Linked DNA regions of Homo sapiens: region 2 is linked to region 1. A link is an interaction called in ENCODE POLR2A ChIA-PET data of the cell type or tissue named here. Cell type or tissue: K562. All regions are shown on one strand. Each heading gives the region's core, and the rest is flanking DNA. Links, peaks and the distances in the headings are about the cores only. Region 1 has its middle 130 kb from the start of TMEM17. Region 2 has its middle 110 kb from the start of MIR5192.

Region 1 (5,381 bases), core at 187-5,186:
AAAATAGCAAAAGTTGTCAAGGGTGCAGAGAAAGGGGAATGCTCATACACTGTTGGTGGGAATATAAATTAGTATATCCACTATGGAAAACAGTATGGAGGGTTGTCAAAAAACTAAAAATAGAACTACCATATGATCCAGCAATCATCCTTCTGGGTATATACTCAAAAGAAAGGGCTGGGCATGGTGGCTCATGTCTGTAATCCCAGCACTTTGGGAGGTGAAGGCAGAAGAATCACTTGAGTCCAAGAGTTCAAGACTAGCCTGGGCAATATGGTAAGACCCTGTCTCTACAAAATTTTTTAAAGAAATTAGCCTGGTGTGGTGGCATGCACCTGTAGTCCTAGCTACTTGGGAAACTGAGGTGGGAGGATCATTTGATCCTGGGAGCTTAAGGCTGTAGTGAGCCATGATCGTGCCACTGCACTCCTGCTTGGGTGGCAAAGCAAGACCCTGTCTCAAAAAAGAGAAATAAAGAAAGGAAATCAGTATATCAAAGAGATATCTCCACCCCCACATTTATTGCAGCACTATTTACAATAGCCAAGATATGGAATCAACATTAAGTGTCTATCAACAGATGAATGAATAAAGAAAAGGTTTTATACACACAATGGAATATTATTCTACCGTAAAACAGAATGAAATCCTGTTATTTGCAACAACATGGATGGAACTGGAAGACATTATGTTAAGTGAAACAGGCCAGGCATGGAAAGACAAATGTCTTATGTTCTAACTCATATGTGGGAGCTAAAATAATCTACCTCATGGAGGTAGAGAGTAGAATGGCGGTTACCAGAGGCTAGAAGGGCAATGGAGAGGGGAAGATAAAAAGGGGATGGTTAATGGGCACAAAAATACGGTTAGATAGGCTGGGCATGGTGGCTCACACCTATAATCCCAGCACTTGGGGAGGCCGAGGTGGGTGGATCACCTGAGGTCAGGAGTTCAACACCAGCCTGCCCAACATGGTGAAACCCCATCTCTACTAAAAATACAAAAAATTAGCTGGGCATGGTGGCATACACGTGTAATCTCAGCTACTCAGGAGGCTGAGGCAGGAAAATTACTTGAACCCAGGAGGTGGAGGTTGCAGTGAGCCAAGATCATGCCATTGCACTCCAGACCGGGCAACAGAGCAAGACTCCATCTTAAGAAAAATACAGTTAGATAGAAGAAATAAGATCTGGTGTTTGGTAGCACAATAGGGCAACTATAGCTATCAATAATCTATTGTATATTTCAAAATAGCTAGAAGAGTAGATTTAGAATGTTCCCAACACAAATGATAAATGTTTGTGGAGGTGGATATCCCAGTTACCCAGGTTTGATCATTACACATTGCATGCTTCTATCACATGTACCCCTGATATAGTTTGGCTCTGTGTCCCCATCCAAATCTCACATCAAATTGTAATCCCCATGTGATTACGAGGGGAGGGAGGTGATTGGATCATGGGGGCAGTTTTCCCCATGCTGTTCTCATGATAGTGAGTTTGTTCTCATGAGATGTGATAGTTTTATAAGGGGCTCTTCCCCGCTTTGCTTACTTCTCTCTCTCCTGCTGCCTTGTGAAGAAGGTGCCGGCTTCTCCTTCCGCCATGATTGTAAGTTTCCTGAGGCCTCCCCACCATGCAGAACTGTGAGTCAATTAAGCCTCTTTCCTTTATAAATTGCCCAGTCTCAGGTATTTCCTTATAGCAGTGTGAGAATAGATTAATACAACACCATAATATGTACAACTATTTTTTTGAGACAGGGTCTCACTGTGTCACCCAGGCTGGAGTGCATTGGCATGATCACAGCTCACTGCAGCCCTGACCCCCAACCCATGTCAGCCTCCCACATCAAGTGATCTTCCCACGTCAGCCTCCCAAGTAGCTGGGACCACAGGTGCATGCCACAACACCTGGCTAATGTTTTATATATTTTTTGTAGAGATGGGGTTTCACTATGCTGTACAAGCTGATCTCAAACTCCTGGCTTCAAGTAATCCTCCTGCCTTGGCTTACCAAAGTGCTGGGATTACAGGTGTGAGCCACCATGCCTAGCCTGTACAACTATTATGTGTCCATAATAATTAAAAATAAAAAGTTTTTGAAAGAAAGAAAATAGAACATGGAGGAGCCAGCCTCAGAGATGAGAACTGATTCCTGAAGGCCCCAGGAATACATGACTAACTCTGCTTCTGTAGGGGAGTAAAAAATGGCTTTCCTATAGCCTTCTAGGTTCCTTGGCTGGGCTATGAATTAAGTTAATGTAAGACTAATGAACAGGGGAAAAGCCATATTTAATTACCTATGCATGCATGGGAGTCTTACAAAATATGAGACTTGAAGAAGAGGCATATGACTGAAGCTTAGAGCATCCTGAGATACAGAAAGCAATGGGGGCTTGGGGCTTCTGGGAGGTGGCGGCCACACAAGTTATGGAAGGGTGAGGGGAGGAAATGTGTGGTGAATAAAGGTCTTCTTGTTATGCAGATAAAAGTCTCCCAGGTAACAAGGTCGGGAGCAGCCCTTAGGAGAATAGGTGGTTTCTGTCTAGGCCTAGTGTCCACCTCCAGGCTCTCTCCTGTGATCCCAGTTAATCTCCCCTGGTGGATGAGATTCCTGCAAAGGAGATTCAGGACAATTGAGTTCCATTTGGAGGAAGGTCTTTAGGCAGCTAATGGGAGCTCAGAAAAAGCCTCTGTCTGCATCCACTGTTCCCCATGTGCCCTTGGTTCAAAGCAATCAGCACACCAAAGTGTGATATTTTGGGGTGGCATTTCTTGGACTCCTTCAACTTCATCCTCCAAGCCAGACTTTTCAACAGGAAAGTCATCTGGGTGTCTACATACTGGTTGTCATTGTATTCATATTTTATCGTTCCTCTTCTATCTAGTTGTCCCCAATTGTTGGCAGGAAATTTATTTTTTATTACTTCTCTTCCTGTATTTTGACTGGAAACTGGTGTTTTCTGACAACACAGCACACAGGCAGCTGGGTTTTGTGGCACTGAGCACATAACAAAAGGGTCATGGGCTTTTGGCTTTATTTCCTGAAAGTTGGTGCTAGTGCCCGCATTTGATGTTTCTAGCCTATGAAACACATCAGGTGTCCCAGGAGGAGATGCCAGCTCAGCTGCCATAGGTACAGAGACAAGTATGGGGCAGTGGCAGGAAAGTCTGAAGCAAGAACAGGACTGTGGCCTGGGCAAGCCCTTCCTTTGGGGTCTGAGCCCCAGGGGAGTTATCTAAACCTAAATGCAGGCCTGCAGGAGTGTAGCCTGTAGGACTTGCATACAGGGCTCTGCAGATTGAATGGGGATCAAGGTCGCCAGTGTCTCCAAGGCACAGAACTACTAAACAGCTTGTCATCATAACATAGTAGTAGAGGCAGGTGGTGGGCCTTCAGTGAAGCCACAGGGAAACATAGCAGGAGCCCATCAGCACAGCCTGTGCCAGCAGCCTGGGGGACCTTCTTGGAAAATGTTTATTTATTTATTTATCTTTTACCAGAAAGATTACTATGAAACACAAAGAAAATTATTCATGAAAATATACAGGAAATCAATTATTTCAAATAAAATACTACTACGAGCCATAGGTTCTGCATGTTTGGAATCTAAATCCTGGAATTGTCTGTTGCTGTTCACCTGTCTCATTTTTGCTCTCCAGTTACCCTTAAGACTGGTGCTGATTTAAATATTCAGGGAGGGTGGGTATCTAAGAGGGTCTGTCCATTTGGAAAAGGCAGCAAAGACTATCCTCTCACCCACTGCCCTAACCTGTGGATTATGTTGTGAGGGTAGGACCTCGTGCCTACCCTCATAACACTTTCAGTTCTTTGATTTGTGATCTGCTTCTTGTGTTTCACTGTGCCTGGCAAGGCCATTTCTTCTCTGCTAGTTCTAATTTAGGCAGATGGCTATTGCTTTTCTTATATATGCCAACTTTTCCACACCAAAGTTTGTATCTCTAGGGAGCTACTTCTGTTTATTAACAATGGGATTTTATTCCTTCAGTGAAAGTAGATTATGAACAAATAGCAAAATGAATGTGTATTTCACCAATCTCTTCCAGCTGCCTCTTAGCTCACCAGAGGGGCTGAGAGGAGCCTCTGCCTTGTTCAGTCTTGAATCTTGGGTGACTGTGTGTGGCCATTTTTATGTGAGCCATTTCTACTGACTCTCTCCTCAGCCTGTCCTAATCAAGTTTCTGCCCCTTCTGCTGCACTGATATGCTCTTCCCACAACTACCCGTGAGGCCCTGTCATGCTAAAAAGAATTGACATGGTCCACCTGTCATTTACCCAATGCTTCTGCTTATACTTGCATGTGAAATTAACACTCCCTTTTCATTTATATTTATATTTGTATTTTAAAAATTTAATCTTGGCCAGGCGCAGTGGCTCATGCCTGTAATCCCAGCACTTTGGGAGGCTGAGGCAGGCAGATCACCTGAGGTCAGGAGTTTGAGACTAGTCTGGCCAACATGGTGAAACCCTGTCTCTACTAAAAATACAAAAATCAGCTGGGTGTGGTGGCTCATGCCTGTAATCCCAGCTACTGAGGAGGCTGAGGCAGGAGAATCGCTTGAACCCAAGAGACAGAGGTTGCAGTGAGCTGTGATCATGCCATTGCACTCCAGCCTGAGCGACAAGAGTGAAACTCCATCTCAAAAAAAAAAAAAAAAAAAATTAATCCCTTGTCCGTGGATTTCTCTCACATCTTTCCCAGCTCATCTCACAACCTCTCCTATCATTTTCCTTCACTCCTTAAGGGGCTTCTCTTCCTCCCCTATTTATAAGTTTGCAAAGGTCCATTCTCAGCGAGCAAGCAATTTTATCCTCATGTTTTACCTCCCAAAATATCTCTGAATGCAGACCTCTTTCTGAGTTCATGTACCATATGCCTAACCCCTAGGGGATGTCTTAAAAATTCTCCAAACTAAATTTTCTTAAAAGTTCTCCTAACTGAATTTCCCCCAAATTGCATACACCATTATGCCTCCAAGTTCTGCTTCTTTTCCTAGGCTATATTTCCTGACGTGTCTTCTGCAGCCCAGGCAACAGTGCTCAGGAACACAGATCCATTCTAGGGTTCCCAAAGGGGAAGCTGACTCTGAGAATTGCAGTTATTGTACTTTCCTTGGTTGGATCAGAAAATATGGCCTTGAGGATGTGGCAGATATTAACTTCAAAAGGAAGTTTGATGGCTCTCTGTCCTATGTCTGTGTCCCCTTAGAGGTCTTTATCTCTGCTGGTAGAAAATGGAGAGGAATCACTGTGCTTCTCTTTTGCACATAATGTCAGCCTAGAGATGCATATGTGTAAAAACAAAGTTGGAGGGGGCTCAAGGGGATGAAGAATGAACTCAGTAGGATTCTCCCAAAT
Region 2 (5,381 bases), core at 310-5,309, 65 kb before region 1:
GTAATCCCAGAACTTTGGGAGGCCGAGGCGGGTGGATCACGAGGTCAGGAGATCGAGACCATCCTGGCTAATACGGTGAAACCCCGTCTCTACTTAAAAAAAAAAAAAAAATTAGCCGGGCGTGGTGGCGGGCGTCTGTAGTCCCAGCTACTTGGGAGGCTGAGGCAGCACAATGGCGTGAACCCGAGAGGCGGAGCTTGCAGTGAGCGGAGACCGCACCACTGCACTCCAGACTGGGAGACAGAGCGAGACTCCGTCTCAAAAAAAAAAAAAAAAGTAATTAATTGATATGTTTTAAAGGTATATGTCAACATAATGTTTTATTAAGATTATGAGTGAAATTTTTTCTTCTATGAAGAATCAATGTGAAGTTATGGTTAAAATATCAATCGCTATATCATATTAGGAGATAAAAGAGGAACTATTCAATAACTGAAGCTAGGAAAACATCCATATGGAGAAAAATGAAACTGGGCAATGTCAAAGCATGTCTTCATTGTTTATCTTGGTAGAAAAGATAGAGGACTGTCTTTCTTGGACTAAAGAAGGGAAGAGGCCAGGCACGGTGGCTCACACCTGTAATTCTAACATTCTTGGAGGCCAAGGTAGAGGGATCACTTGAGGCCAGGATTTTGAGACTAGTCTGGGCAACAAAGCAGACCCTGTCTCTATAAAAAAATGTTTTAAATTGTCTGGGTGTGGTGGCATGTGCCTGTAGTCCCAGCTACTCAGGAGACTGAGGTAGGAGGATTGCTTGAGCCCAGGAGTTCCAGGCTGCAGTGAGCTACGATTGAGCCACTGCACTGAAGCCTGAGTAAGAGAACAAGACCTGTCGCTAAAAAATATTTAAAAAGAGGGGAAGAATTCTTAAATTAGGTACAAAAAAGTACCAACCAAAAAGAGAACAGATTGATACATTTTATTATTATTATTGACTATTATTGACTATATTAACTATATTATAAAATTGAATATTCACATTCTCTATGACCCAATGTGTGCATCAAGATATATCTATTAGAATACCCTTAGGAGCTCTGTAGATATCAGCAAAAACAAACAAAATCAAACCAGAAACATCCCAAATGTCCACTGACAGGTAAATGAATAAGCAAATTGAAATATTCACACTGTAGAATATTACACAATTAAAGCAATGAACTATAACTACATGCTACACTGTTCTTACAATATAATTATATATAGACTACCTATAACATAATACCTTTCTATCAAGTGTTCTTCATTTATTTATTTTTTGAGACAGGGTCTAACTCTGTCACCCAGGCTGGAGTGAAGTGGTACAACCTCGGCTCACTGCAACCTCCACTTCCCAGGCTCAAGTGATCCTCCCGCCTCAGCCTTCTGAGCAGCTGGGACAGCAGGCACATGCCACCATGCCCAGCTAATTTTTGTATTTTTTTGTAAAGATGGGTTCTTGCCATGTTGCCCAGGCTAGTCTCTAACTCCTGGGCTCAAGCGATCCTCCCACCTTGGCCCCCAAAAGTGCTGGGATTATAGGTGTGAGCCTCTGTGGCTGGCCCTCTAACAAGTTTAAAAACAACTAAAACTAAACATTTATTAAGCATTACGTTAATCAAATATAATTTAACATTAATTAAACATTAATTAAGGATAACACTAATTTAACTATTTTTTAAAGGAAGAAAATTATTAGGACAAAATGGAAGTAAAGGGGTAAAGGGAAGCACACAGGTAAATGTAAGTTATTGTTGATATTTTAGGCCAGGTGCAGTGGCTCATGCCTGTAATCCCAGCATTTGGGAGGCCAAGGCTGGTAGATCACTTGAGCCCAGGAGTTTGAGACCAGCCTGGGCAACACAGGGAGACCTCGTCTCTACAAAAATAATAAAAATTTAAAAAATTAGTTGAGCTTGGTGCACCTGTTACAGGTGCACCTATAGTCCCAGCTATAGCTACTTGAGGTGGGAGGATCACCTGAACCTGAAGAGGTCAAGGTTGCAGTGAGCCGTGATTGTGCCACTCCCCTTGGTACCAGTGAAACCCTGTCTCAAAAAAAAAAAAATTAGATCTTGGGTTGACAGATGTGTTCACAGGTGTTCAGATACATATAATTTTGAAATAAATTAATAAAATAAAAGAAAGCCATGCTAGGAAAAAAGGAAATATCAATGGTCAAGTTGCTAGGCTGTATGCCATGAAGAGCAGTTAGTCAAAGAGAATCACCTTTTCAGATGTGCCCTATCGCCCACCAGCCAGTAGTGGACAGCTCCCTGTCATGGGATAACCTGGCTGTGCTTCTCCTGGAACTTGGGCCTTACCATCTGGGAGTCCCCATTTAGTTGAGAAGCTGCAGAGGGAGTTTATTTCTGTGGCCTTGTAATGGGGCACACCTTCTGTTTGGGGGGGAAGTTCCCTCCTGTTCCAGGGAGATCATGAAGCAGCAGCTGCGTTGGCAAGGGCAGAGAAGATGTCCTAGTGATGGCTATTAAGGGGTCCCTCCCTTGCAGAAAAGGATTAGTGTCCAGCTAGCAGAGAAACACTTGCCAGGTACTTAATAGGTTCTATTTGATGGTAGTAGAAGCTCTCCCCAACACACATGCCCACTCAGCCAGGGAGAAGGTAGCAGGAAGGAAGGAGGCCCCCTGAGTATTGTGACCACAGAGATAGCCTGCCCCTGCAACCACACCCACACACTGAGGTTTCACCAGGGTGTAGGGGAGTGGTGGTTAAAAGACAAGAGAAGAGTCAGATACTATTATCTCCAAGTTTTGCTCCAAAATATGAGCTCTGAAAGTGAACGTGAGGACCCATTTCCATCTGTCCCCTACCCCATTCTACTCCCAGGTATAAGTTGCTTACCAAGATGAATAATGAGGGTTCTTTACAGCTTGTAAAATACTTTTTTAAAACATCATCACATTTGGTCCTCCTTAAAAAAAACCCAGTGGGGGTGGTTATCGTGCTTACCTTTATTTTTTAGATGAAAAAAAAAACTGAGGCTTGGAGAGGATCAGCGACTTGTCTAAGGTGATAGACTTGGAGGCAGAGATGAGAGGAAGGCTTCTGACTCCCTCTTATGCCATGTTCCCAGAGGGAGTGCCCAAAAACATGCTGTCTCAGCAGGAAGCAGCCACTACCCAAAAGCAGAATGGGAGGAAAGGAACAGGGGCCACATTTGGTCCTTACTAGCCAGTGCAGAAATGATGGTACTGGAAGGAGATATTTAGAGAGTGGCCCTTCTGTCACCTGATCCAAAGGCCAGGAATTGAAGGAGCTATGTCCTAGAGCAGCAGAGTTCTGTTAATTTGTTGTCTGTGCCTTCTGTATAATATCACTTTGTGCCCCTGGATATGCTGTTTTCTCCAGTGAGTCTAGGGAAGGAACTCTGAGGGATCATTTCACTGTCACTAAAAAACAAAACAAAACAAAACAAAAAAAAGTTTAAAAGGGATGCTTCAAAGTTTGATGCTCTAGTTGTTTTTAATCAAGCAGGGATTGCTCATTGTAAAAGTAATTTGGGATAATATAATCAAATAAAAAGTAGAAAAAAGAGTCACACCACCCAGGGATAATCACTTGTCCATCACCAACTTATCCCTGGCAGGGAATCTGCAGACAACATAGCACTGTTACCTCCCTTTGAGGCCTCAAATAATTTCTAACAGAAAGAGGCTGTTTTTGCTTAGGATGCAGATGAATAAAGAACAGAACTCCTCAGGCCGGGTGCAGTGGCTCACGCCTGTAATCCCAGCACTTTGGGAGGCCGAGGCAGGTGGATCACAAGGTCAGGAGATCGAGACCATCCCGGCTAACACGGTGAAACCCCGTCTCTACTAAAAATATAAAAAATTAGCTGGGCATGGTGGCGGGCGCCTGTAGTCCAAGCTACTTGGGAGGCTGAGGCAGGAGAATGGCATGAACCCGGGAGGCGGAGCTTGCAGTGAGCTGAGATCGTGCCACTGCACTCCAGCCTGGGTGACAGAGCAAGACTCCACCTCAAAAAAAAAAAAAAAAAAAAAAAAAGAACAGAACTCCCATCCAAACGGTGAGAAAAAGACGTATAATCTACAAATCATACCTTTTCTTGAACTCGTCAGAGAGCTGAGGTCGCAAGGCAATGAAATGAACTGAATTCCAAAGAGTAACTATCCCCCGTGAGAAGAAATAGGGAACAGGGGCTATTTTACCTTTGCCCAGGACTGGCTACATCATTTACAGATTTATAGGACCCAGTGAAAAATATGGGGAACTTCTGAGCACAGGGCACTGTGTGACTGCACAGCTTGGATACCATGAGGGGGGTCCTGTCTTTGGCAGAGAACAGAAGGAAGTGGCCACCACCGGTGTTGGTAAAAAGGAAGGAACTCAAATGTCTTGGATTCCCGAAGACTAAGTATGGATTAGCATTCAGTTTATTTATTAATTTATTTTTGAGACAGAGTCTTGCTCTGTCACCCAGGCTGGAATGCAGTGGTGCAATCTTGGCTCACTGCAACCTCCTCCTCCCAGGTTCTAGTCATTCTCATGCCTCAGCCTCCCAAGTAGCTGGGATTACAGGCCTGCACCACCATGCCTGGCTAATTTTTGTATTTTTAGTAGAAACAGGGTTTCACCATGTTGGCCAGGCTGGTCTCAAGACTCCTGACCTCAAGTGATCTGCCTGCCTCAGCCTCCCAAGGTGCTGGGATTACAGGCGTGAGACACTGCACCCGGCGCGTATCAGTTTAGAATGACTGGGAGCCCCAGAGAGAAGGGGAGTTTGTCACTACAAGCCCTTTTCCATGGGCCTCCACTAGGTGCTCATGAGAAAAAATGGGGATAGGGCAAGAGCCCCATGCTTGATGGTGCAGGCATTCAAGATGATGCAGGCAACCCTACGCCAGGGTGTAGCCAAGAAGTGGGTGGGGACTCACTTCCAAAGACTCCTCTTTCATCAAGTAAAAGCATCAAGCAGCTAGAAGAATGGCAGCAAACAGTTTCCACCCCAGAGCCACAGGTGTAGAAGCAGAGTCTGGCTGCCTTTGGGAAACAGTAGGAAACTCTCATTCTACACTGGCAAGGGCAAAGATCCACTGCTTCTGGGATAAGAGTCAAAGCAAAAGCTGACTTCTCCTGGGAAAACAGGGGTAGGAAAACCTTCTGGGCCTAGGATTCTGCACCAATATACAGTGGAGACGTGTGAGTCTGGAGGAGGGACTCTTGCTATGTTGCTCAGGCTGGTCTTGAACTCCTGGCCTCAAGCAATCCTCACACCTCAGCCTCCCAAAGTGCTGGAATTATAGGCATAAACCACTATGACTGGCCGGAGGGGCTCTTTTACACCCAAGACCCAGCACAGATTCCAGGACAGAGTTTGGTTGCCATGGGGATGGGAAAGGAGCAGAAACTCTGAGAAG

The links. ChIA-PET counts read pairs that join two places held together with the same protein. Peaks named below come from ENCODE experiments on the same cell type or tissue, not always from the same donor. Only the 100,000 strongest peaks of a DNase experiment are listed, where the experiment ranks them.
Region 2: POLR2A ChIA-PET joins it to region 1 with 5 read pairs; 4 of 35 experiments call an interaction of 5 or more read pairs at or near these places.

The regions. Positions count from the first base shown.
Region 1 is chr2:62,376,775-62,382,155 of GRCh38, forward strand. No RefSeq gene overlaps it. Among named protein-coding and RNA genes, the nearest start is that of TMEM17, 130 kb to the right of the region's middle. In K562, for the core only: no CTCF peak of the experiment used is centred there; no DNase peak of the experiment used is centred there.
Region 2 is chr2:62,311,394-62,316,774 of GRCh38, forward strand. No RefSeq gene overlaps it. Among named protein-coding and RNA genes, the nearest start is that of MIR5192, 110 kb to the left of the region's middle. RefSeq lists enhancers at 2,311-2,360, 2,421-2,520. In K562, for the core only: no CTCF peak of the experiment used is centred there; a DNase peak (open chromatin) is centred at 2,658.